3 separate regions of the Mus musculus genome follow, and all the other regions are linked to region 1. The links are chromatin loops, found by intact Hi-C in ENCODE. Cell type or tissue: left cerebral cortex. All regions are shown on one strand.

Evidence for each region. A loop is a pair of places that touch in the nucleus more often than their neighbours do. Peaks named below come from ENCODE experiments on the same cell type or tissue, not always from the same donor. Only the 100,000 strongest peaks of a DNase experiment are listed, where the experiment ranks them.
Region 2: it touches region 1 in a loop (4-fold over the local background); 7 of 42 quality-filtered maps call a loop at or near these places.
Region 3: a loop joins it to region 1, with 4 times the contacts of the local background. A loop is called at or near these places in 2 of 42 quality-filtered maps.

What each region holds. Positions count from the first base shown.
Region 1 is chr9:64,497,677-64,505,676 of GRCm38, forward strand. It overlaps Megf11 (multiple EGF-like-domains 11), which reads left to right. Exons shown (of 25, transcript NM_001134399.1): 2 at 3,847-3,947. The coding sequence starts at 3,853. Among named protein-coding and RNA genes, the nearest start is that of Megf11, 120 kb to the left of the region's middle. In left cerebral cortex, a CTCF peak has its summit at 3,882; DNase peaks (open chromatin) are centred at 1,457, 3,717 and 6,959; H3K27ac peaks cover 408 bases.
Region 2 is chr9:64,381,801-64,389,800 of GRCm38, forward strand. Megf11 (multiple EGF-like-domains 11) reads left to right here and starts at 3,826. Exons shown (of 25, transcript NM_001134399.1): 1 at 3,826-4,028. In left cerebral cortex, a CTCF peak has its summit at 4,799; DNase peaks (open chromatin) are centred at 3,885 and 5,124; H3K4me3 peaks cover 2,033 bases.
Region 3 is chr9:64,631,420-64,639,419 of GRCm38, forward strand. It overlaps Megf11 (multiple EGF-like-domains 11), which reads left to right. Exons shown (of 25, transcript NM_001134399.1): 6 at 6,816-7,062. Among named protein-coding and RNA genes, the nearest start is that of Gm36311, 51 kb to the right of the region's middle. In left cerebral cortex, no CTCF peak of the experiment used is centred here; DNase peaks (open chromatin) are centred at 4,181, 4,893, 5,167 and 5,767; H3K27ac peaks cover 1,790 bases.

The sequences.
Region 1 (8,000 bases):
CCACTTGCTGCTGTCAGTGGGTCTCAGTTATCCTGAGAGCTGTTTTGGGTTTTTCAGGCATAGGTAGGTGCTAGAAGGACTTCCTTTTACTCTAGCCATGGTGGGGGCGTGGACTGATTAGACCCCACTAGCAGGTGTGAGTCACCTCCCAGTCAACTCTCTGCCCCTCCATTCATCAGCTACAATGCCGCCTACCCTCTGAGGCAGGAAAAAGCCCCCTAACTCTGGAGCCTGGCTCCCCTCTCTGCTTCTTAGCATGCAGGGAGAGGGAGGAGACAGAGGGAAGAAGCCAGCTGACTTATTTACATGTCTCTCCCTCTGAAATGATCCTGGGGCGCTTTCTTATTTAATTATTAATGCCCTGGTGGTGCCTGATACGTTAACCTCTGTCACTCCAAATGGAGTCACCTAATAACCATGGTGGCAGGATTGATTTTCCCTTGGTCATCTCATAAGCATATGTCTTTGGTCTTTGTGCTCCCTGAGAGCCCCCAGGAAGTCCCACTAAAGTGATTGGGGAGGAGATGCCCTCACATGCTGACAGCTTCTTTCTGGTTGCTTTTCTGTCTTCTTAATTGAAGTGTCAGAGACTGGGTGATGCAGTTGTTTGGGAGTCAGTCCATGAAGCAGAGGTGTAGGGTCCCCACCATTGGTTGCTTCCAACATGTTGGAAAGATAAAGGAAGCGTGCTAGTAAGATGGCAGAGTAGGCAGGGTGACCACACTGGAGCATGGGGCCTTAGCTGTCACTGGCCGGGGCTCAAAGGGGATGTTTTCAGTGGTGCTGACCTTTGTCAGGCTCTGCTGGGTAGTAGTAGAAGCTATCTGACTGGGCAGAGTTGAAGACAAAGGACAGACTGAAGAGAGAGATGGAGCAGGGGTGAAGACGCCTAGCCTGATTAAAAAAAAAAAAGGTGTATGTATGTGTGTTCACATGTATGTGTGTATGTGTGTGATGTGTGTGTATGTTCACAAGTGTGTGTGTGTGTGTGTGTGTGTATGCGCGCGCGCGCGTGCGTGTGTGCACACGTGCATGCGGGTTCCTATACCCCTTTGTGTACAGAGGCCAGAAGAGGACACCAGGCATCCCTCTGCATCATTCTCCACCTTATTCTCTTGGTTCAGAGTCTCTCACTGAACCCAGAGCTAAACTGGCAGCCAGCGATCCTCAGCCCGTCTCCATCCCCCACAGAGGTTCGTGGTGTGCGCACAGTCATACCCAGTGCTTTGATACAAACTTAGGTCCTCGTGCTTCTGCAGCAAGAGCTCTTAGTCACTAAGCTGTATCCGAATCTTCTTGATTGATTGACTGACCTCCTGGTTGGTTGATTTCGATGCTGGAAGGGAGCTCAGGGCCTAGTACACACTATGCAACTGCTGTAGTACTGAGCCCCATCCACAGCCTAGGATACGATTCAGACTTGGCCAGGCTCCAGGAAAGACTGAATGGCAGAGGTTCTGAGAGGCTTTGCCAATTCCCCTGTAATGTTGGACGTCCTTCTCTCCCTCCCCCACTAGAACTGGGCATGGTCCCCGGTAAAGACTTGGTATCTTAGGCCTCAAACTGTCAGTCTAAACATCATTTCCTCCACTCCACCCATCTCTTCTAGAGTGCTCATTCAGACAACTGTCACCCTCTCTGCCATGGTCAGTCTCCAGTGATTCCTGCCAATAAGAGGTAAACGGTGCCATTCAGACCTGACTCAACAAGAAAGCTTTAGTTAAGACTTTTGTTGTTGTTGCTACTGCTGCTGTCGTTCTCGCAAGACAGGGTTTCTCTGTGTCATCCTGGCTGTCCTGTAACATTCTCTGAGATCTACCTGATTCTGCCTCCAAAGTCCTAGTTAAAAGGCATGTGCTACCATACCTGGCTTAGTGAAGACTTCTAAAGAGCTTGCCCATGATGGCTCTGATCCAAGTCGCCATCCCTCTTGTTATCATGGGTCCTTTGATAGATTCAAAGCCTACTAAATTTAAAAGTGCCATCTTAGGGCTACACAGGAAACAGGGACAAGACACGTTCTGCATTCAAGTCTTATTTGCCTTCCTGAGTTCTGTGTGTATCATTCCTTCCTTCCAGGGATACTCAATCGTCCCAGACCCCCACAGAAAAGATGTTCATGCCTTTTCTGGCTTTCCAACTCTTTCTGTCACTGGGTGCCCTTTTGAGTCTACTTGAATATCCTAGTGGAGGATGAAGTGGTTATGTGGATGCTGACAATGGCTGCTGCCTTCAAGCTGTGCTGTGTGGACTCCAGGTTGCGTGTGGCAGTTGCTGAGTCTCTGCTGCTAAACTTGGGAGGAGAGAAGGTGGGACCAGGAGAGTAGCTGCACCTCTTGGGCTTTGCCAGTTTAGAGAGAAGCAATGGAGCCACCCTTCCTCCCCCCCCCCGCCCCCCCCCAGGGATCTGTAAATGTCCTTGATCTCCAGCTAAATCTGCACTTAGCTGGGTGATTTCCAGAATGAATGTAGAAAGTACAGCCTCATTAGTCATTAATTTAGACCCCATGGTTACACAGGATTTGTGATGATTGGCTTGTTGCTGAAGGAGCTGCTTAAAAAAAGAATTTAACAAGGAAGTGAGGGAGGTGGGGGTCAAGCAGTTAAGCTTCCAGGAGAAAGGGGCCGCATGGAGGACTGGATCTCGGGATGTGTGCAGATATGTGCCTTTCCCGTTTGTCCTCCCAGGAGGGGAAATGGCCCTCATCTAAAATCTTAGGGCCTGTGGGCTAGATAACCAACCATTTCAAATCTGGGGAATGATTTCCAATGTCAAAATGTTTTCCTCAGCCCTGCTTAATGGAAAGTGTATTTCTTTTAGTGTCAGAAGTTGAAAAGAAAAGCTATTCTGGATTCATTAAAACCTTTAAATAAATCCCAATAGAACCTCTTCCATGAGTCATGGCATTGGGTCAGCTCACAAAGGACACTGGGACTCATGAGGTCCAGCTCCACAGGAAGTGTCCTCGCTGCTCTGTGTGTGTCCCCCGTGGTGGGGACATTTAGACTAGAAGCTGTTCTCTAAGGCTGTAGTGTAGGGTTATAAGGTCTTGGGGAGTAAGGTCAGTCAGTGACCACTAGCCACCCTCACATGGCTCACTCTCTAGCCTCCTTAAGAAGCTGTGTGTTGTGTCTCTCATTTAGAGATCAAGGTAGTTGGCACTGTGTATCTGTACTAAAAACGTGACATACAATGGTATTTCAGGAGCCTTGATAACCTGGGCATGCTGCTTCCTTAAAGCCCCGTTATCTGACTATCTCGGCTGGTCATCTCAGAGTGGGAATGGTATTTGGTGACCCCAGGGCACTGATATCCTGTAGGAGGAAAGAAGCAGGGGCCCAGAGTTCCAGAGTGTTTCAGAAAGCTGCCTGGGCTCAGTTCCCTGTGGGCTACACTGTCTGCTTCTCTTCCTCGGCATAGGAGGAGTAGGAGGCGATGGGATGACCCAGCCTTGCCAAAGATGAGGAGGAAGGAGATCTGGCCACTACAATGGCCAGATCTGGGTTTCTGTATCAAGGATAGATTTTTTGAGGATGGGGGGTGGGTGGGTGGAGGGATGCTCTGAATTCTGTGAAACTTTAGCCAATGCATTGCATTGCATGTGGGCCTCTTCCTGGAGCGATCTCAGATCCATGACTCAGACTCTTCAGTTACTCAGAGCTGTTGCCATGTTAGTCAACTCTGTAAGTGTGAAGTATCCAGTCTTGACTGCTGTGTGGCAGTTGTGGGAAACCTGCTCTGTTTAGTGCCCGTTCCCTCACTTTGAGGGAGGACCAAGTCTTAGCACCAAACAGATGCCGCAACCGAAGTCTGAGTAAGCCTGTCTTCTCTGTTCTCCCACACAGGCCCCGATGGCGCCGTCTGCGGTGGGCCTCCTTGTCTTCCTTCTGCAAGCTGCTCTTGCTCTGAACCCTGAAGACCCCAATGTGTGTAGCCACTGGGAGAGGTAAGGTGGGCAGCTCAGAGCTGCCACTCTCTGGAGGGCTCATTTTGTATGAGGCACTCTAGAGAACTACCAGAATCAGGAGAGGAAGCAGCTGGCTGTGAAGGTCCTGATGACCAATCAGTAAGGGGAGGCAGGACAGGGTAGCTCCAACTAGGACAAGGTAAAACAGTGTGGATTCCTGAGAGCCAGGACCACAGGGACATGTTGACTGTGGGTGACAGTCTCCTGTTGGACTGTCTTTCCCCTTCCTTCTTTACATCCCCACCCTGTACTAGAGACTTTTCTCATTGCTATGACAAGATATCTAAGAAATACAACTTAAGAAAGGAAGGGTTATTTCTACCCATAGCACCAGGATACAGTGCATCAGAGCAAGGAAAGGACAATTGCAGGAGTATGAGGTAGCTGGTAACATGTGGGAAGCAGAGAGAGAGAGAGATGACCATGTTCATCTCCCTTTCTTCTTCCTGTTCTGTCCAAGACCAGCCTGTGGAATGAAGTTTCTCACCCTTAGGCAGAGCTTCTAACCTCTGTTAACCCAGTCTAGAGATCCCCGCCCCTCCCCCAGGGTTTGCCTTCTAGGTGACTCTAGATCTGGTCAAGTTGGCAGTCAATTTCAATTATTGCATACCCATTTACAGATGAGGGAGTAGAGGCCCGGGGAGCTCTATCCTTGTCTACAGCCAGAGTGGCAGCCAGGGTGAGGAGGCATGCTTTGTGGTCCTAGATGTCTTGATTTTGGACTCTTGGGATGTCTGTCACAGTCTCCAAGGACTGACAGCAATGCAAGAGTAGATAGGTGGCTTGCTACAGGGAGGATGGGAAGGCCTCATCTGTTTTTGCTCTGATCAGGGCTAGCTCTGACAGGGTAGCTGGAGCACAGCAGAGAGCCTGCCTCAAACTGACTGCGGCAGCAAGTCCTAGAGTCTAGGCTAGGTCTCTGCAGATGGTCTGACTTTGAAGTACAAGGTTAAAGTATTGATTTTGGTGAGCAGAAAGACAATGACCAGAGACCCAATCAGGAAAAACCGAATTAAAGCCTGGAATTGATTGGCCATGCTGACCAGGATGGCTCTGCCACTTAGACACTAATAAATCAAATGAATAAAATTAAGATGAAGACCCAGTGGGGCAAGTGGATGGCGGAGGAGGAAAAGTAAGATGGGCCCTGGAGGATGGATGGCCAGCCCCTAGGCAGACAGAAGCATCTCACTGAGGCAGTGCACAGGGGTAGCAGAGACACTCATGGACCAAGAAGAATGGTTGGATGCAAAGGGACAGTGCTTACTCCAGTGTGTTGTCTGGTGACTGGATATCCCGTGTGAAGTTGTAATGACATCAAGGCTAAAGCAAAGAGTATTTCCTGGGAAAGAGTACTGGGAAAGGATGTAAAAGATCTGTGAAGACTTCAGGGCATCCCCTGGGCTTTCTGTTTGCTACCTGTACTTCTTGGGGAGTCTCTGAACTCTGAGCCCAGGGCCAGCTCCATCTGGATAGCAAGGAAAATAAACATCCTCACAGGCTTTGGGAGGATCGGGGCACACATTTCACAAATGTGCTTTGTAATCACCGTCTTCATATTGGCAATTCCAGCTCGGGGGTTATTATCAACTCAGTTGCACACTAAACTCACTAGGGGTGTGTGAATGCAGGCTTTGCAGCCCAGCCCAGAGACTCAGAATCAGTCTTATATCTTTTATGTTTTCCCTTTTCCTCCTGGTTGGTGAATCTCAGCTTCTGTTTCCCAGTGTTTAGAGAGCCTCAGTGATAGTTAGAACTCCTCATTAGTCTCTGGTTTGGGGCCTCCTTCTTCAGATAAGCCTGTCCATCATCCACCCAGGTAAGACTGATGTGGTAGCCAGGTTCTAGGGTTCCCGCTGCGTCTCTGGCCATCTGTGTCTTCTTCCAAGGCTCCAGTCTGGATTACTCTCTGTTACAGAGAGCCATTCCTTATGAAAGAACCTGCAATGAATCTATCTAAACTTGAAAGCAAACTCTACTTGTCTCACCTGCTCAACCTGAACAAGGCTGGAATGTGAAACTATCGGAAACGTGCTGACTCTTTGGTGGCTGCAGCTTTCAGCTCAGGTCACAGCCTGCCTGAGAGAACAGGGAGCCACACGGCCACGAAGCCCAGGTCTTTTCCCTCTACCCCTGGGAAGAAGGCCGTCTGCGATACCTGCATCCAGCAGCGTTCTTCCTTCTTGGAATTTCCAGCTCAGCTCCCCCGATACTGTGTTTAGATGTTTCTAGCCTGTGCCGTTCCAGAAACACACCCTGGTTCTCAGAGAGCACTTGGGGATACTTTTCCAGCTGGATGAGCCTAGTTAGTTATATCCCCCACCACAAAACGCAGGGTAGAGCCCCTGCTCCCATCCCCCCACCCCCAGGTAAATCCTGGAGCTACAAGATGGATCAGCACTCATTAGCATGTTGGCAAGTGAGCAATATTAAACCACCCAGCTATGGAAGCAGGGCACACACTTCAGGTTGGAGACTTGGCATTGGTACAAGGCCCTCTAGCTGGATTCACTCAGCCCAAGGATCCTACAAAGCTAGGTCCAACCCCATGACATCAATACCTTTGGGGCTGGTTCCTTGGCCTCAGTCAGTGCTGGAAGAGGAAGCTGAGGCTGCAAGCTCTTGGGCATTTATTCAGCAGCAGGATTCACTCCCTGTCCCCAACATGGAAAGGAGGAAGAATCGGTTCATGCCTAGCACAGGGGGAAAACCACTGCCTGTCATACTGATGAAGGTTAGCATCTATTAAGCACTTACTATGTAGTCTGTAAGCATTTTAAGTGGTTCCCCCCCCCGCCCCCCGCCACTTTCACCCTGAGAGGTGTATACTACTACCATTGTCTGTTGTTTCTCACGGTAATCCATGACATCCTTCATAGATGTCATAGATTTTCAATTGAGGACACAGAGGCTTATGGGAGCTCGGTGGCATGTTTAAGAACACACTACTGAGTGATAGGACACCACCCCCTCTACCCCCCTGCCCAGGCTCTGACTCATTTATCCCCCTTCCAAGAGATGGCCTTGCAAAATGCATTGTGGTGCTATTTTCAACTGAAGTCCTGCAGGAAGCAGGGATGGGTGCTGACCTGCCTGTTTCCTAAGGCCTGGCGATGAACAGGGGCATATGGGCCATGTCTGCATGTACTTGTATGTCTGGGCCACATCTTCCAGGTACCCACATTCAGGGTCATCTTTATCATCCTCAGTGTCAGACAGAACTCCCGCTTGCCTGGATCTCTGAGCACTGCCAAACCATTCCTGTCCTCCTTGCAGGAGTCCAGACCTTTTGCCTTACAGGCGTCGGGGAGCAGACTGTGGCCCCACAGCCCCCAGCCCCCTTGCAAATGAACCAACAGTTTCCTCAGGCAAAGCAGATGGGCTTTTACAGCCTGGGCCCGGCCATCTGGCCCCGGTCAGTGAGCCTTCTGGGGAAAACATGGAACACCAGCCTACATGACAATTAATTCCTGACACGCTCTCCAGCCTGCCCCGGAGGTGTGTGCCATGCGTCAGCAGCCAGGCATCAGTAGCACTGTTTCATGTCACCTGGCCAGGGTGACAAAGCAAATGCCTACTTTGGTGAAGCCCGGAACAGCTTTCCTGTGGCTTCCACCTGCTGGTCTAGGTTATGGCTAATAGGCAGGATGACAATGACTGCTTCCATTGGGAGGGCTGGAGACATCCTCTATGAAGCCCCAGCTATGCTAGAGATAGAATGGACCGGAAGGTCACTGGAAGGACTGGAGAGTTAGGCTGTGTGATGTTCTTTCCTTATCTGCAAAGTGAGATTAATTCTTCTACCTGCTTCATAAGATTGTCTGGGAACAGTCAGTCGGACCAGTGTTGACCTAGAAAACATTAGGGCCTGGTTTGATCTCCCAGAACCCACATTAAACAAACAAACAAGCTGGACACATGATGAGTGTTTGTAATCCCAGAGTGAGGGAGACAGAGACAGGTGGGTCCCCGAGACTCACTGTGGCTACCTAAGTCTCTTTGGCAAGTTCCCAGCCCAATAAGAGTCCCTGT
Region 2 (8,000 bases), 120 kb before region 1:
TAGAGGTCCTGTGGTTCCCTGTAACCCAGGGTGGCTTCCCCAGGTGACTATGTCTCAAGGTTATGTGTGTGAAGTCAGCTCCCAGAGCTGAACACCTTCTTAGGTTCAACCTTTGTCTTTTTGCTGGCCACACCCTGGTCCCCAGCCTGGAGTGCGAGAAGGCACTGTAGCGTTGAGAAAAGACTTCGAACAAGCTGGAGCTCCATTTCAGGTCTGCCACTGGGTTTTGTGGCTTTGAGTAACTTATGCTATTGAAGTCTCCGTTTCCCTTCTTTAAAGGGGGAATGGCAATGTTTGCTGTATAGGATGGTTGTGGCATTATATGTGTATTTTATTAATGTCATAAGCATCTAAAACTTTTTTAAATTACATTTTTATTTAATGGGTGTGTGACTATAGCACTACACACACACACACACACACACACACACACACACACACGTGGAGGCCAAAGCGCAAATTCCAGGAGTTGGTTCTTTCCTTCTACCACGTGGGTCCCAGGGATACAACTTAGGTTGCCAGGAATGGCAGCAAGCACCTTTACCCACTGAGCCATTTCACTGGCTCAACATATTGTAAATATCTTCTTATTCTTGTGATGAGGCCAGGTTTGGTGATGGCTCTGAGGAGGGGAAGACATGGAACTAGAGTCAGGGGAGGTACCAGACATCCTTCTCCAGTGCTCCACACTGTCACAGTCCCTTCCCTCTGAAGAGTTCAACACTCCTCCCCACCCCCGCAAAGTTCTGGCCTTTTCCTTATCCAGCCAGTCCCACGTGTCCCTGAGAGTCCCCAGTGGGCTCCCTCCTGGGGTTTTGGGAGGGTCTTTGTAGGAAAGGTGATCCTAGCAAGGAGACCTAGGGGAGGGAAGGCATGAGGGGCCATCTCAGCTAGGAAGGGGGACAGTACCCCTTTTCTTAGCCCTGGGCACCCCTGTCTCTGGGATTTATTTCCAGGAAGGAGGAGTCATTCCAACTTGGACAGAACAGTTCTGGCTTCTGCCCTCTCACCCTGTTCAGGCAGAAAGGCACATCCTTGTGCCCACAGAGGACAGATAACAGCACAAAGACTTGAGTTGGGGTGTCAGATTCTGGGTCCCTCAATCAGCTCATGGTACCTTTTCCCTCCTTCCTAAGGTATAATATGTGTGTGTGCACATATATATGCATATGTGTGTCTATGTATATATATATATGTACATATATATACATACATACATATATATATATATATATATATATATATATATATATATATATATATAATGATAGAACATACTTCTATGTATCGCTCAGTTGGTAGAGTGCATGCCTCACATGCATGAAGTCCTGGGTTTGATTCCCAGCACTGTGTAAAACCTGGCATAGTGCCATACACCTGGAATCCTAGCACTTGGGAGGTGGAGGCGAAAGATCAGAAGTTCAAGGTCATCCTTAGTTAAGTTCAAGGGCAGCCTGGCACGGCTCATCACCAGCACATTCAGCTGAGTGTAAGCTTTTGGGTGGCGACTGGACTTTGTTTGAGATTCTACCCTTTGGTGAGTAGCATAGTCTTAGATGTTACAGCTTCCCAAATAAACTTGGAGAAGTTGGGCCAGGCCAAGCACTATTGTGCCTCCTGCAAGCAGGCTCTCCTGGCAAGTGAATGATGGATTGTAGGTTCCGGCCGACCCCAAGCTGACTCCTAGAGATGTTTGCTAAAAGTGCTTCTGGCTCTGTTGTGACATGTGTTCTTGGAGGCCTGCCATCTGGGCAGGGAAAGCCCAGCTTTATAGATCCGTGCAGCTTTTTAGAGTATGGCAGAAAACCAGGCACCCACCCCCCTGTCCCTCAGCAGTCCTTAGACACATGATCCCTGCCTGGCAGTATGTGAGTGCAGCCAAGGAACGAGCCGGGCAGGACAGCCTGCTTTGTGCTGCTCTAGAGCACAATGGGTATCCAGAAAGACCCACCCAGCTCCACGAATCCACCAGCCCACTTAGACATTTCTACCACACAGAAAGTCAGAGTGAGAGGCACGGTAAATAAAGGTGGAGCTCAGAATCCAAGAGCCACTGTGCAGAGGAAGCTGTGTAAGCCTAGACTAATTTTAATTAAGCTAATATTAACCGCAGACAGTGGCCAAGTGCCACCAGTCACTGTTCCAGGAAATGGGCTTTGGTTTAATCCTCAGAAGGCTTGTGGTAATGTTAGCATTCCCATTTTACAAACAGGGAAACTGAAGCTAGAGGGACTCAGTGATCTTTCTAATGTCACAGTGAGTGGAGCTGGCTTCCCAGTGTGAGACTCACACCCCCTAGGGCTATGAAGTTGGGAACTTTTTCCAATGTCAGATTTGGTCTCCTCACTGCCAGATGGGGAACTTCATATATCACTAGATGGTTGGTCCTGCAAAGGAGGGGCTAGAGCACTAGAGAAGGCAGGAAGCTCCTGGGGTGCAGAATTTAAGGAGGGACTCACTCTGGCGGGTGAGTGACCCGGGTGTTTGCTAAGTGCTTCACCCGGTTTCAAGCTCTACTTTTATGTTGTGAACAAGAGGCTCTGCCATCTGTTGTCCGTTTAGTTTGACATTCCAAGGTAAGGAACTGCTGGGGAGGTTGGTTTGGAGTTTTGGGACCTGAAACCCCAATGCAGAAAGATCTCATCTGCTCACACCATTCCTGCAGAAGCCTAGCACTTACTGGATGAACCTGGTCTGGTGCTTGCAGAGCAGGGCTGCCTGTTGTGGGCCAATGGGAAGAGGGCTTCTTCTTATTTCTCCAAACCCCACTGGGCTGAAATGGACAGATGACAGGGAGTACACTCCTGGGGAAAGAGCTGGATCCTCAGGCTGCACGGGAGCCTGGGTCGAGTGGCTTGTCCCAAAGCCACAGACAATCTGCCTGTTCTAGTGGCAAAATTCTCCCTCCGGGTGCAGGACACCTTTCCCAAGTGTGGGACCCCACCTCACTTCAAGGGAAGGAAACACCCCACCACCCCCACCTCTGGCAAACAGGGAAGCAGGAGTGAGCCCCTCATATCTTGGAAAGGAGTAGGGGTGACCAGCAGGTGTTCCCACCACCTGGCTAGGACCCACTTACAAGCACACGAGGTGTAGTCTAAAGTGTCACCTGACTGAAGACTTCCAGGTGGCTCTGGGTGCAGTGCCAGGCCTCTGACACCCTATCATTAACATGCACCCTCCTCTGCCCCCCCCCACCCCCCATCTCATCCCCTGTTCGAAGACCTTGAAGTCTACAAGAAGCCCCGCTGGTTTAAGTCCAGCCTTTGGAGTTGACCACAGCAGTCCAGCCTTTGGAGTTGACCACAGCATGGCAAGTTCTTACTCTGGGGCCTGGCTGTCTGCACTTTACCTGGTGCAGCTCAGCTTGTTCTGCACACTGAGTTCTTTGCTTTTCTAGCTTTCCCTGGGTATCTATCTGTACTCAGCTTGTTAAAAGCTCAGTTTGGGGCATATTCCTGGTCCCCTTCCATCCTGGGCTAGCTTCGCCAGCCAGAGCTTCTACAAAGAACAGGTGCAGAGGCCACGCTAATCGGTCGGTCAGAAGGAAAAAAAAAAGGGGGGGGGGAGGGAGAAGGGAGTCGCGAGGGGTTAAAAGGAAGAGATACAGAAAAGAGAGAGCGGGGGAAAAACGGTAAAAGAACGATAACGGGTGGATGCAGAGTAGGGAAGTGAGAAGAGAACAGAGGGAATTAAAGAAGGCAACCGGCAGAGAGAAAGCTAGGAAAAAGAGCGAGGGAATGCGCGCGATCGCAGGGTCTGAAAAGAGGTGGGAGGGAGAGGGAGAGCGGAGGGAGGAGGGAAGAGGGAGGGGCCGAGGGACGCAGGGGGGTGGGGGCTGCCGTGGCAGCAGTCGCAGCGGCTCCAGCCTCCTGCTTGCTCACTCGTTCTCAGTGCCCGGAGCCGGCTGCCCGGCTCGGGGCGGTTCGCAGCTCCCTCTCCTGCCTGGGGACCTGAAGCCGCTCCGGCTCCGGGGTATAGGACCGCGCGACTGGCTGGCCCAAGCCCGGGGCGCGCCACGGAAGCAGGTAGATGGTTGGGTGGGGTCCGCGGGGACCCGGAGCCTCGGAGCACTGTGGGTGCATTGGGTCGGGGTGTGGGTTCCAGTTCAGGGGAGGGGGCTTTGCAGCGTCGCGACTAACTTTCCACCAGCTCCGTGGGTCCTCCGTGGCCAGGTCCCGGCTCTAGAAGGCGAGTTTGGCGAGGGGCAGAAGGTGGATGGCTGGGCTTGCGGGAGCGCCCGGGGGTCTATGCGAGACGTAGAGAGCCTCGGCTGGGCCAGGCGCGCGTCCTCTGGCCGCAGTCAGGACGCAGCGGCCGCCGCGTCTCCACGTGCGGGGGAAGACCCGAGAGTCGCGGTGCGGGTGTCCGGAAGAAGGAACCTGCCAGCTCTGCGCGAATCTGGGGTCTCCCGGCCGAGAGCCATTCTAGATGTGCGGGACCTTCGCCCCGCACCGCGTCCTTCCGACCCGGGTCCCGACGCAGAGCTGCGGGGCCGCGCGCAGGTCCCCGCGGAGCCCAAGCCCAGCCGGTGCCACGCGCAACGTGGACTCACTCTCTTTTTTTCCTCCTGATCCTGTCTACCCACTTTCACTGAGGGAATCCCGGACGCCCTGCAGTCCTGCGGGTCGCCCCTGGCTACATACCTCCGACCCTCGGCGGAGACCCCAACACCCAAAGTTAAAAGAGAAGCGAGTCCCTCTTCCTGCGCTCGTGGGCGGCTGTCCCGAACTTCCTAACTTCTCTCCCAAACGCGGGCGGTAGTGTTGTAGCTGGGCACACAGTGGTCCTGGTGGCAGCCCTGCGCAGGCACCTTCCCCTAAGACTTGATTTAGTCTTTTAATTTTTAGGAGGAAAAAAAAAAGACTTGAAAAATAGGTAAAACCGTTCCTTCCCGGGACCAAGGTTGCGAGTGGGACGGAGTCACGATCGGTCTGTAGTCTGGGAGCTCTGGGTCTCCGCCTGGCGGGCCCCAGAGCCCTCGAACCCCAGATGCTTTTTCCTGGAACTGCCTCCCACGCTCCATCCCACTGTCGTCGCGTCTCAGAATCCGTCCCCGTGAGTGCCTGCTGCGAGGCCAGCCGGCCTCTTTCCGGGCTGGTGATGCTCTCGAGAAAAACCGGTCCAAGTGACTGGGATCAGATTCTCCCACGCCTGGTCCCTCCGGGAGCCTATACAGCAGGGCCTCCCGCAGGTTGGAGGATGCTTACCAGGAGGTTAGGGCTCCCCGCCTTCCCAGCTCTCTGTGGCAAGGATACTTGTGCCCAGCGCATCTGCGCCCATCACTGTCCTGGGGGAAACTGGGGTTAATGTCCTGACCAGGTGGTGGCGCGCGGCAGGCTGCCGGGACCGTCCCGAGCCTGCCCCGATAGTGTTTTGGCTCCGGGAGTCCAGTGGCTGGATTCGCCGACCCTCATCTCTTTCCAGCGTTCGGTCTTTGTTGGACTGCAAGCCGAAAAGATCTTTTGTGAGGCTTAGCGGAGGTTTAGAAGTAGCAAAAAAGCTGGAGTTCTTTGCAGAGAGGATCATCTACGGGCCATCGCCCCCTCCCTGAAGGTTGGGTTCAGTGTCCCAGAGCATTGACATTAACGCCCAGCCTAGGATGTGAAGCTTAACCTGTTTCTTTGGCGGCTTTTCCTGCGGTGTGCACCAAGCACCGGGCTCTTGCTGTTGCTCACACATTGTTTAAGCCCCTAGAAAATTGAAGCCTGTAACTGCAGTCCTTCCCTTTCCTCCCATTCTGCAGATCAGCCTACTGAAGCCCAAAGAAGTGAAGGGACTCCCTTAGAGCTGACTAAGGGAAGTCTTCCTGCCTAAGGGCTGGGCACCTTTCCTGATTTCCCCCGTTGATTTCCACTTTCTTAGTGTTAGGCCATTGAATGATGAAAAGGCTGGAGGGCCAGGAGGTTGGAAGGTTAGAGGCAGGACACCGTGGGTAACCAGCATCTCCCAAGAGGAGCCATGTCTACTGTATGCCAAGTTTGTGCTTTGCCTGTCTGCTTTAAGATGCCACGGACCTGCCTCTCCGGTGGCCTGTGGGGCACACGTGGAGGGCACAACAGGGGTTGCTGTGTAGCAGAGTCCGGCAGGCACTCTCAGCTGAAACCATTCCCACAGGATCTAGAGTGAGCCTCACGCACTACTACGGGAAGAGAAAGATTTCCCAAGCCAAGGTTTCACTGCTAACCTCAGGCAGTGAAACGGTGTGGGTCAAGGAGAACTCAAGTTCAGCACTTGGCCTACAGGTCCACAACCTCTGTGGAAGGGGAAGGTTAGCAGTTGTCTCTGAAGGCAGAAGTCAGTGACCCTAGGGCCAGGGAGATGGCTGTGGAAGCTGCGGAAGCTGTTACCCCCCTCTCTCCTGCTTGTTTCCCCCCCCCCCCCCGCAAGCTTCCTAGGTTTCACGGAGGCTTCACGCATTCCTTTGCTTCTGCCAAGCCTCACTTATAGAAAGCAGGTGCTGGCAAATGAGATGGTCCAGCCCAGTAAGGGTGCTTGCGGCCAAGCCTGACAACATGAGTTCAATCCTGGAGACTCACGTGGTGGGAGGAGAGAGCTGATTCCCACAAAATTTGTCCTCCTGCCTTCACATGCTTGCTGTGGCATGCACCCTCTCTCCCTAAACACATACATAAACAGACAAGTGTAGTAGATTCTAGGTGCTTGGGTATTCTAGGCTTTGTATGAACTGGGCCTTTCCCCTCCTAGGGACATCTGGTCAACCCTTAGCTCTGCAGCAACTCCTTGGGCCCAGGGACTCAGCCAAGCATGGTCCCCAGCTTACTATGCCGACACCCCAGGTCCTACCCTCCTATGCTTACAGTCTAGTTTCAAGGACAAGGCACATAAACACATAAAGACCTCTGAAGAACGGTTGGCAATGTAACAAATGACCCCAGCCTCACCTCAAGGAGTGACAAGATCTGAAACAGTTGGCCCTGAAGTTTGGAGTGTCAGCTGGTTTTCAGGGGTGATCCAGGACAGCTGTATTGCTGACGTTATTTGTATGTGGCACTGGAGAGCAGCCTGAAGAGTTTCTGCTGGTCAGAGCATGGCAGGAGGGAGCAGAAGCATGTCGGCAACTGTGATCTTGCTAGGTCTCCATAGAGACTGCTGCCAGGTGACTATGTACCTCTGAAACTCCAGCACCAACAGCTGCCTGGTAAGCTCTAGAGCCCCACTGTACAGACTGATAAGTGGAACCTCGGGTCTGTAGACTGGGACAACTGTGCAGTCTAGGGGACCCAGAATTCAGGTGTCCCTGACGAGTCCCATTCAAGTTAAAGTGCTGATCTCCTGAACTGGGGGATGACTCAGTAAAGTGCTTACTGTGCAAGCAAGAGCACCTGAGTTTGAGTCCCACCCAGAACCCTCATGAAAGGCTGAGTATGGTGATATGCCCTTTGTAATCCCAGTGCTGGAACTCACCAGATAGACAGACTGACAGACAGACAGTTTAGCCTAATGGATGAGTCCCAGGTTCTAATGAGAGACCCAGCCTCAAAAACAAAGTGGACACCTCTTGAGGATGACACCTGAGGTTGGCCCCAGCCCTCTGCCTGCATTCATGCACCCACATGTGCAAATGCACACATACAAACACATAAAATAAATACGCATAACAACTGGAGCCCTTCTGTCTGTCTGGAAGGCTGAAGGCGTCATGTTTCTGCAGGGGGTGGGGGGGGGGAGGGCTTAGAGCAGCCCAGCTCCATGGACTCACCCTCAGTGGCGTGATTCAGTGGGCCTGGGGTGGCCTTGCTAATTGCCCTTTCTTTCCAGCTTTCCACCATGCTGATGCTCTCACTGTGAGAACCACACTTTAGGTGTGGACAACAGAGGAAAGGGACTGATTTTCTTGGAGACTCTACTGGAGTGGCTGGGGGTGGGGGGAGCTGGGACAAGGCTGTGATTTAGCACCAGGGACTCCCAGGACACTCTTATATGCGGTCCCATCCCCCCACTCCCCAGGTGGCCGTTGAATTAAAAGAATATTTTAT
Region 3 (8,000 bases), 130 kb after region 1:
CACATTGCCCGCTACTGTCTCCTAACACGTTGGCAGTAGAAATGGACCTGGCTGGCTCTGCTCAGTCCTACCTTGTGCCCCAGCTCCAGGACCTCTTGGTTCCCCCACAAGTGTACAGCAGGTATAGCTGTCACCCCCAGACTGGCCCAGAACCTGCTGCCTCTCCGCTCTGTGGGTCAGCACCACCTTTCACTTACTTGCCTGTTTGTCAAGCTGGTAAATGGTATTCTTACATGTTATTTAATAACTCAGTTATTAATATGACCTGGCCAGCCCCCAATAATCGAGGCAGAGTCCTATGATTTTTTTTTAAAATCAGCTTTAGCACAATTACTGGGCGATATTCTGCTCATCTATTTTTCTATACACTAGACTGTTAATTCCCCAGCTGCGCTCCCCAGTACTCGCTGTTTGAGTCTCGCCCAGGTTAGGGTTATTTCTGCTCCACCAGTCTGTCTTCAGGGGGCATTTCTCCTGGCCAGGTGCTCCTGGTCCATCTTGTCTAGTGGAGACCTCTTCTTCCTCTCCTCATGATCCCTACCTGCAGCACTCGGCCCATTACCAAAATCCTGCCTACCTCTATTCTCCTCAGTAATTATCTGTAGTCACTTTTATTTAACCAATAGCTTTAAATTGGGGAGGGAAGTTTACATAACAAAGGCTAGTATATGTGAGAATCCACTAGTGGGGAGGGTGGATCTTGGAGTTTAGAATTTAGCATTTGTCTGCACAGCTCCAGACCAACCCCTAACACAGTCAGACTGGACTTCTCAGGCCCTAGCACACAGTGCAGGCCCAGCAACTGTTTGATGCATGGATAATGAGCCTCTCTCCCGACAACTGGTGTGCTGGGGTAGAAAGGGCCGGGTGGATACAGTCTACCAGTCTCAATCTCTAGTTCTTTACTATGTGGCCACTGGGGAGTCCTGCCACATCAGGAGATGGAGGGACATGGAGGCACAGTCCTCACTGGACATGGCTGCAGGGAGCACAGGTGCCATTGGAGGTTAAGGGAACACCACAGAGAGGGTAGCCAGTGCAATGAATAGACCTCTAAAAAAGCTCGTGGTCCGTCAGTATAATCCTATGCTCCGAGTGTCTGTCAAGACTGGGACAGTGTCTGGAGATTCGAGTTTGGATCTACAGTACTTGGGTCTGTGAATATCTAATTGCAACCATCTCAGTGGAGGGAGGAGAGTTGAGGGATGGATCCTCTCAGATCCCAGGAGCCTCCCTGCTCCACTGGCCCAAGTGGGCACAATTAGCATCACAAGCTTAGGAAGGAAGAGGCCCAGCCCTTGCCTGTTCCAGTTTCTGGATGAGGACCCCTTTGGCATTTGGACATTAGGGCAAGCCAGTGTGACTGGATCTTGAAAACATTATGTTAAGCGAAATAAGTCAGATACAAACATCTGCTCCTGTATGGTTTCACTCTTACGAATGGCTGGCGTTGGCAAATGAGGAAAGATTGAGGTTTCGTGACGGCCAAGTATGGGAAGTCATTGTAATTGGTTGTAGGAGTATCTCTGGAGGCTGCTAGAAGGTTTGGAAATGATAGTGTTAACACACATGACAAATGCTATCAGGTTGTGTACATATGTGAATAATATGGGAATTTTATGCCACATAACTCAATAGAAAATATTAATAAGTCAATATGTTACCTGAAGAGAATAAAGTGATAGGAAATAGTATCAGCCATGGAAAACCAGGGACCACTATTTATACATAAACTAACCTCTAAACAAGGTACTGATGGGAAGTGACCCTCTGTTCTTCATCCTGCAACCCAGGCTGGCTTCAAACTACTGTATAGCGGAGGATGACCTCGAACCCCTGACCCTGCTGCTTCTACCTTCAGGGTGCTGGGATTACGGATCTGTACCACCAAGCCTGTTTATGCTGTGCACTCTGCCAACTGAGCTACAGCCTTAATTGTCATCTCTGTGGATGATGGCTAGCTGCCAGCATCCTGCATCTCCCTGCACTGACACCAGGCCTTACCCAGCAGGTAGCAGCCCAGACTCTCAGTCACTTCCTAGCTGTGACTTGAAATAAGTTATTTATCCTCTCTGAGCCTCCCTTCCTTGTCTGAAAAATGGGGATAGTAATAGCATCCATGACCCTAAGTGTGAAAAGTCAACTTGGCACCTGCAGTACACGGCCTGGTTGTATAGTAACTGCTCCATCAAATATGGCGACAAACTGAGAAGCCTGTTTATAGCGAAGTCACGAAGTCACGGTGGAAGAGAGCTGTCAAACCGCTCCCTGTTGTGAGGACCCAAAACCCACAAGGCTGGATCCTGGAGTCTGAAGGGGTCAGGTGGGAGGGGCTGAGCTGCCGGCCTTGTACATCTGGGTATCCCTTAAGCCCTGGGTAGCTGCTCAGAGAAGCTGAAAAATCAGCAGAAACCAAATATAATTAGAGAGCAGAGTCCATGAAAGGGTGAAGGGAAAAAAAAGCCCACCTACGTGAGGTTTGACACGGCCTGGCTCAATTGGTCAGAGTGCGTAGATCCACGGAGGAGCACCAGGCCCCTGTAATTGCAGACTGATCGCTCTACTTGCCTTCAGCAGAGTAGATAATTAACTCTCCCGGCTCCGTCTCATTTCCCTATCACCACTGAGGAATGAGGAGTTTTTATGTGAATTTTTCCAGATAACTGAAGTTGATCCCTGTGGTCCCTAACATTTTTTCCCATTGAGTTACTCTGGGGGAGAAATTTCTCTGCGATGGGTGACAAGCTTCCTCGCTTCCCTGGTCAGAACTGTTTAACTTAGCTCAGCTTCCTCCTGCTGGCTCAGATACCAGCGGCTGTGTGTCTGTCCTCTGATGGCTGCAGGTAGCTGTACTTTCTTAGTCTCTGTGTTTTCTGTTTATTTCCATGCTTTCCTGTTTGGACACAAAGTTGTCGGGGTGTGGATGTGTGTACATGTGTGTACAGGTGCAGATGTATGAGTATGTGTGTGCGTGTGCGTGTGCGTGCGTGTGTAAATGCCACAGTATGAGTATGGATGTCAGAGGACAACTTTCCAGAATCTGTTCTCTCCTTACACCACTTAGGTCCTGGGGCTGAACTCAGGTCTTCAGTCTTGGTGGCAATCACCTTCATCTAATTAGCTATCCCACTAGCCCACCACCTTATTTTTGAGACAGTCTCGTACTGAGTCTGAAGCTAAGTTGGCTGGCCAGTGAGATTTTGAGATCTGTCTGTCTCTGCTGTACAAAACCGAGGTTGCATGCTTAATGTGGGGATTTGAACTCGGGCCCTTCTGCTTTCACAGCAAGTGCTCTTACCCACTGAGCCATCTCCTTAGCCCTGCCTTGTGGTTTTAGGAGCTTCATAGCACTGGGACACAAATATAGGCATGTTTATATTCACATCTGTTTGTAGTGTGAGGAGCCGGAGTTGTAGTCTCATGACTTCTACAATGTCCTAAGCCACCTTTATTCCTATACTGTCATGGAGTGCTGAGTTCTGTGATTCTGTGTCAGCCACACCCCACGATAAACCATTTATCTCCAGAGATGGCAAGTCACCTCTTGCATGTTGTATAAACTTTCCTGGCAAGACATTTAAAAAAGAAAATCTACTTACCTGAGATGAGGCATCAAATAACAGATTCCACAAATGAAACAAAGTAACAATTTCACCAAAGTGCAAATTGACAAAACTGTGAGTTTAATGGGCTTATTTCCAGAACAGGAATGAGAAGTCACTGAAAGGAATTAGGGGGCCACATAACTGAAAAAGTCTCACCCTCGCTTGCATGGATGACAACTTCCTCATAGCTACAGAGATGGAGTGTCTCCTTTAATTAACCCACCCCACCCCCTGTATACTCCAGAACCCCCCAAGACCCCAAGCATCTGGGACAGAAGTACACACAGCTAGGAGGGAGATGTAGGAAGGAGAAACTGGAGGCCACACTCTCATCTGTGGAGGAACATCAACAGGCCTGATCTTGATGGTTCCTGCAAGTGGTCACAGCAGATTGGTGAAGGTGGCAGTGTCTATTATGCTCAGAGAACAGTGCTCTACAACACGTCACCCCTAGGCACTTGGGAGATACCAAGGGGACAAGTGAGGGATGAGAGTGGCTAAGTAAAGCTCCAAGTCCCTGTGACAACATTCTGTCTCCTTATCCAGGACACGGTTTTGTTATATTCTGTTTGGGGCTGTTCCAGAGAGAATGGAGGTTACTGCCAGACATGGCAGGTCACACCCACAACACTTTGGAGGCTCAGTAAGTGTTTGAGGCCAACTTGAGCTGCATAGTGAAATCCTCTCAATAAAGAAAAGAAAAAATTAGGAAGGTATGGATTTGTACCTGAAATGCAAAATGTCACTAGGTACCCAGTGGGACATGAAGGGATGCTACTAGCTTCAGATTTTCAGTTTCATGTAGGGTCACTGTGGCCCCAGAAGATGTAGGAATTGCTTGTCTAGATCCTGAGGCTGCTCACAGTGGTGGGTGGAGAAGAAACAGCCAGCTCTGAGCTATCACTCATCTGCTTTACAGCCACCCTCCAAGCTTCCCATCTTGGAATCCCCCAGTGAGTCTCCCATGGACCTGAGCAAAGACCTGGAATCAGAATGCTTTTGGGCTGCCCTGCAACAATGTAACTTCCATGACCCTCTGACTTGCGGTCTATAACTTAGAGAATGAAGGGAACCTGTGAGGGTTAGATACTGTTCCTGCATCCAACTTCCAGGATGGGGCCTGGCACGTGGGGAGATTTAAACAGCCCTGTCATTGTTATAATGGAATCACAGCACATACACGTTGAATGCTAACTATGTGCGCTTGGCAATGAAGAGAGAGGGAGGAGGGGTACCACTCACTGGTTAAAGTGCTTGTCTAGATCCCCAGGACTTATGTAAATGTCTGTGGGTGTGGAGGCTGCCTGTACTTCCAGCTTTAGAAAGTAGAGACAGGGATCCCCAGAACAAGCTGGCAGGGGAGACTAGCCACATCCACAAGCTCTGGGTTTGGCTGCGAGACCCTGCCTCACTGAATGAGGGGAAGGGTGACTGAGGGCGATCCCTGACTTCACCTTGAGCCTCCTTGAGCACGTGTACATACACACATGCGTGTACATACACACATGCAAACATGCATATATACACATTCCAAACTGGGAAAGAGAACGAGTGAGCGCACACACAGTGGATAATTCTGTCAGTCTTCTCACCCGCTGGGAAGGTTTCCTGGAAAGAGAGTGAGCTGGGGGATGCTGCACTGCTACCCTTCAGCTTCTCTGTCCCGTGAGCCGCTCTCAGCATGAGAGGAGCCTGTCACTCTGAGTAGACTGGGAAACTGAAGGCGATGTCCACTCATAGTTTGGCAGCCCAGTCTATTTGTGTCAATATTCAAGGCACAGATGAAGAAGGCCACAGATGAATAAGCCAAGATGAGGGGGTGTGGATCAGAGACTCAGTAGTTCTGTCTACTGCAGGGTAAACAGATGCAGGCTTCTGGATAGTGACCCAACCCACTATCAGGAGAGATTTGTGTGACCCTGGCAAAGCTGGTGGAGCGCCAGCATGTTCACAGGCCACACCCATCTCTGCCTTCTTGTGCCTGCTTAGCACCTGAGTGCTTCTGTGTATCTGTTCACCCCAAGGACACCCTTCCCATACCACTCACCTGACCCTTTCCTCCCAGGGTCTAAATCCTAGAAAGCTTGGGTACAAAGATCAGCTGGCCATCTGTGCCCACAGGCAGCAGAGCCACCCTCCACTCCAGCTTGCCCAGGGCTGAGGTGCTCTTTGGAATTGAGGACTTTCGGTGCTGAAAGCAAGACAGATGGTCCTCTGGCAGGCAGACAAGTGAGCCATCTTTCACTGCCCTCTTGCAATGTGGAGCCCTCACCTGACTGCCTTAACTGGAAGCAATCTTTCTTGCCTAGAAACAGAAATCCTAGAACAGTATTTGTGCCTGTCATTAACCAAACTCCACTCCCACTCAAAGCTCCCAGTTGTTGGGGGACGTCTTATATTTGTTGTGCCCTGAGTGCACCAAAAGGGTCAAAGTGGGAGGTGATAACAGGCTGGGTAACTTTCCTGAAGTTCTGGGCTACTCTGTCCCTTTCCGTGGCTTAGAATGCAGGTCTCCAGAAAGCCATCAGTCTTGGAAACATTTAATTACAGGAATGGATCTCCTAGGTTGTCTGTCACCTCCCAGGGATACAATTTTTTTTTCCTGCTCTTTCTGAAGGAGCTTGGGCAGTGAGGAAATTGAACTGAGGAAGCAAGTAGGGGGCCTGAAAGTATTCCTGGAAGGGAGGAGGAGGAGGGAAGGGAGAGCCAGGGGTGTGCACAGTGAGTCAGAACCGTCCTTAAGTAAATGAGAATGTGAGAGGTTAAGACTGTGAGTGGGACAGAGAAAAGAGGGCTTCACAGGCCGACATGAGGCTGGGCCCAGCTGCCTGGAGAGGAACAGGGTCACAGAGCAAGGTGGCAGGCATGGCAAGAAAAGGTCCAGCTGAGAGGAGTAAGGATAGATAGACCAACCAAAGAGAGCTTCCCAGAGACAGAGGGAGGCAGAAAGCTGTGACCAGGTTTGCATTGGAGGAGGTGCCCGTGGCATCGATTGAAGTGAGCAGCAGCGCTGGAAGGCCTTTGAGGCTATGCCTTCTTTAGCTCCCGTGAACACTCGGTGGCTTGGTGGAGCCTGACAGAGGTCTCCAGATGCCAAGGACTCCATCCAGATACCCGCAACAGCTTGGTCTCCAGGGGCAGAGGAGATGGTAAGGCCAAGTGGACCCTCGTTCTAAGGAAAGCTCTGACCCAGAGTATCCTTTTTTGCAGGCTGTGACAGCGAGCACTGGGGTCCCCACTGCAGCAACCGGTGTCAGTGTCAGAACGGCGCCCTGTGCAACCCTATCACCGGCGCCTGCGTGTGCGCCCCGGGCTTCCGAGGCTGGCGCTGTGAGGAACTCTGCGCTCCTGGTACTCACGGCAAGGGCTGCCAGCTGCTCTGTCAGTGCCACCATGGCGCCAGCTGTGACCCGCGCACTGGCGAGTGCCTCTGCGCTCCTGGCTACACAGGCGTTTAGTGAGTAGCGAGGGCGTGGCTTGGGGTGGGGCCAGGGCGAGATCAGGACTCCAGGGGTGGGGAAAGAGGGGTGGGGCAGAGCCAGGAGACTCTGCTGGATGCCCAGCTGGGGACAGGGTGGGGGGGGGTGGGGGGGTGTAGGGAGGTGGGTAGCGTGGCCTGAATGACCCTGGTTTGGAACAGGTCAGGGCTGTGGCCTGGAGGCTCTCACCAGGGCTTTCAAGGCTTTTGGGCCACTTCTTAGCACCCTAGTAGGCAGGAAGAGCAGAAAGTCCCGGTTGTGACATCTGCCCTCTGACCCCAAGTGCCCCAGTGTCTTTAAGTACCCAGGCCTCACCCCTACAAGTCTCAGATTCAAGCCCTTAAATACCTGGTCCTACTGGAGACAACTCACATGGCCAGAGGGCCCTTCCTAGTTAAGGGACACAAGTGAGTTTGACCTCCTCTTCTAACTTTCATACTATGCCTGTTTGCCCCATCCTAATTGGGCCTGGTTAGAGCCCATCTGATGTATCATGTGCAGATTGGCCCCTCACTTCTGTGTCCTGGGGAAGCCATACTGATAGGGATTCCCCAGGGCAGCTTATTGGACACTCTCACAGACAAGACTGGTGCTGTCTTTCCAGCCCAGCTGAGGCTCTCTAGTGTTCTCTTAGATCCATAGCAGAAGCCAAGGATGCTGGCCATAAGACATCCTGGATTGACAGGCTCTCCTGCCCCAGTATCTGATCAGCTCCCATGAGGCCATGGTCATTGGAATGAGACCCAAGGCAATGATACAGACCTTCCCTACACTCCCACAGTGGCTGGTCCCCACACATGGCAGCTGGGAGCCTCTCAGAGCCCAGGAAAGACATTCCTTGGAGTTTCCAGCTTTTACCTTTGAAAACAGGCAGGTTTTCAGGGGCTGGAGAAATGGCTCAGTGGTTAAGAGCACT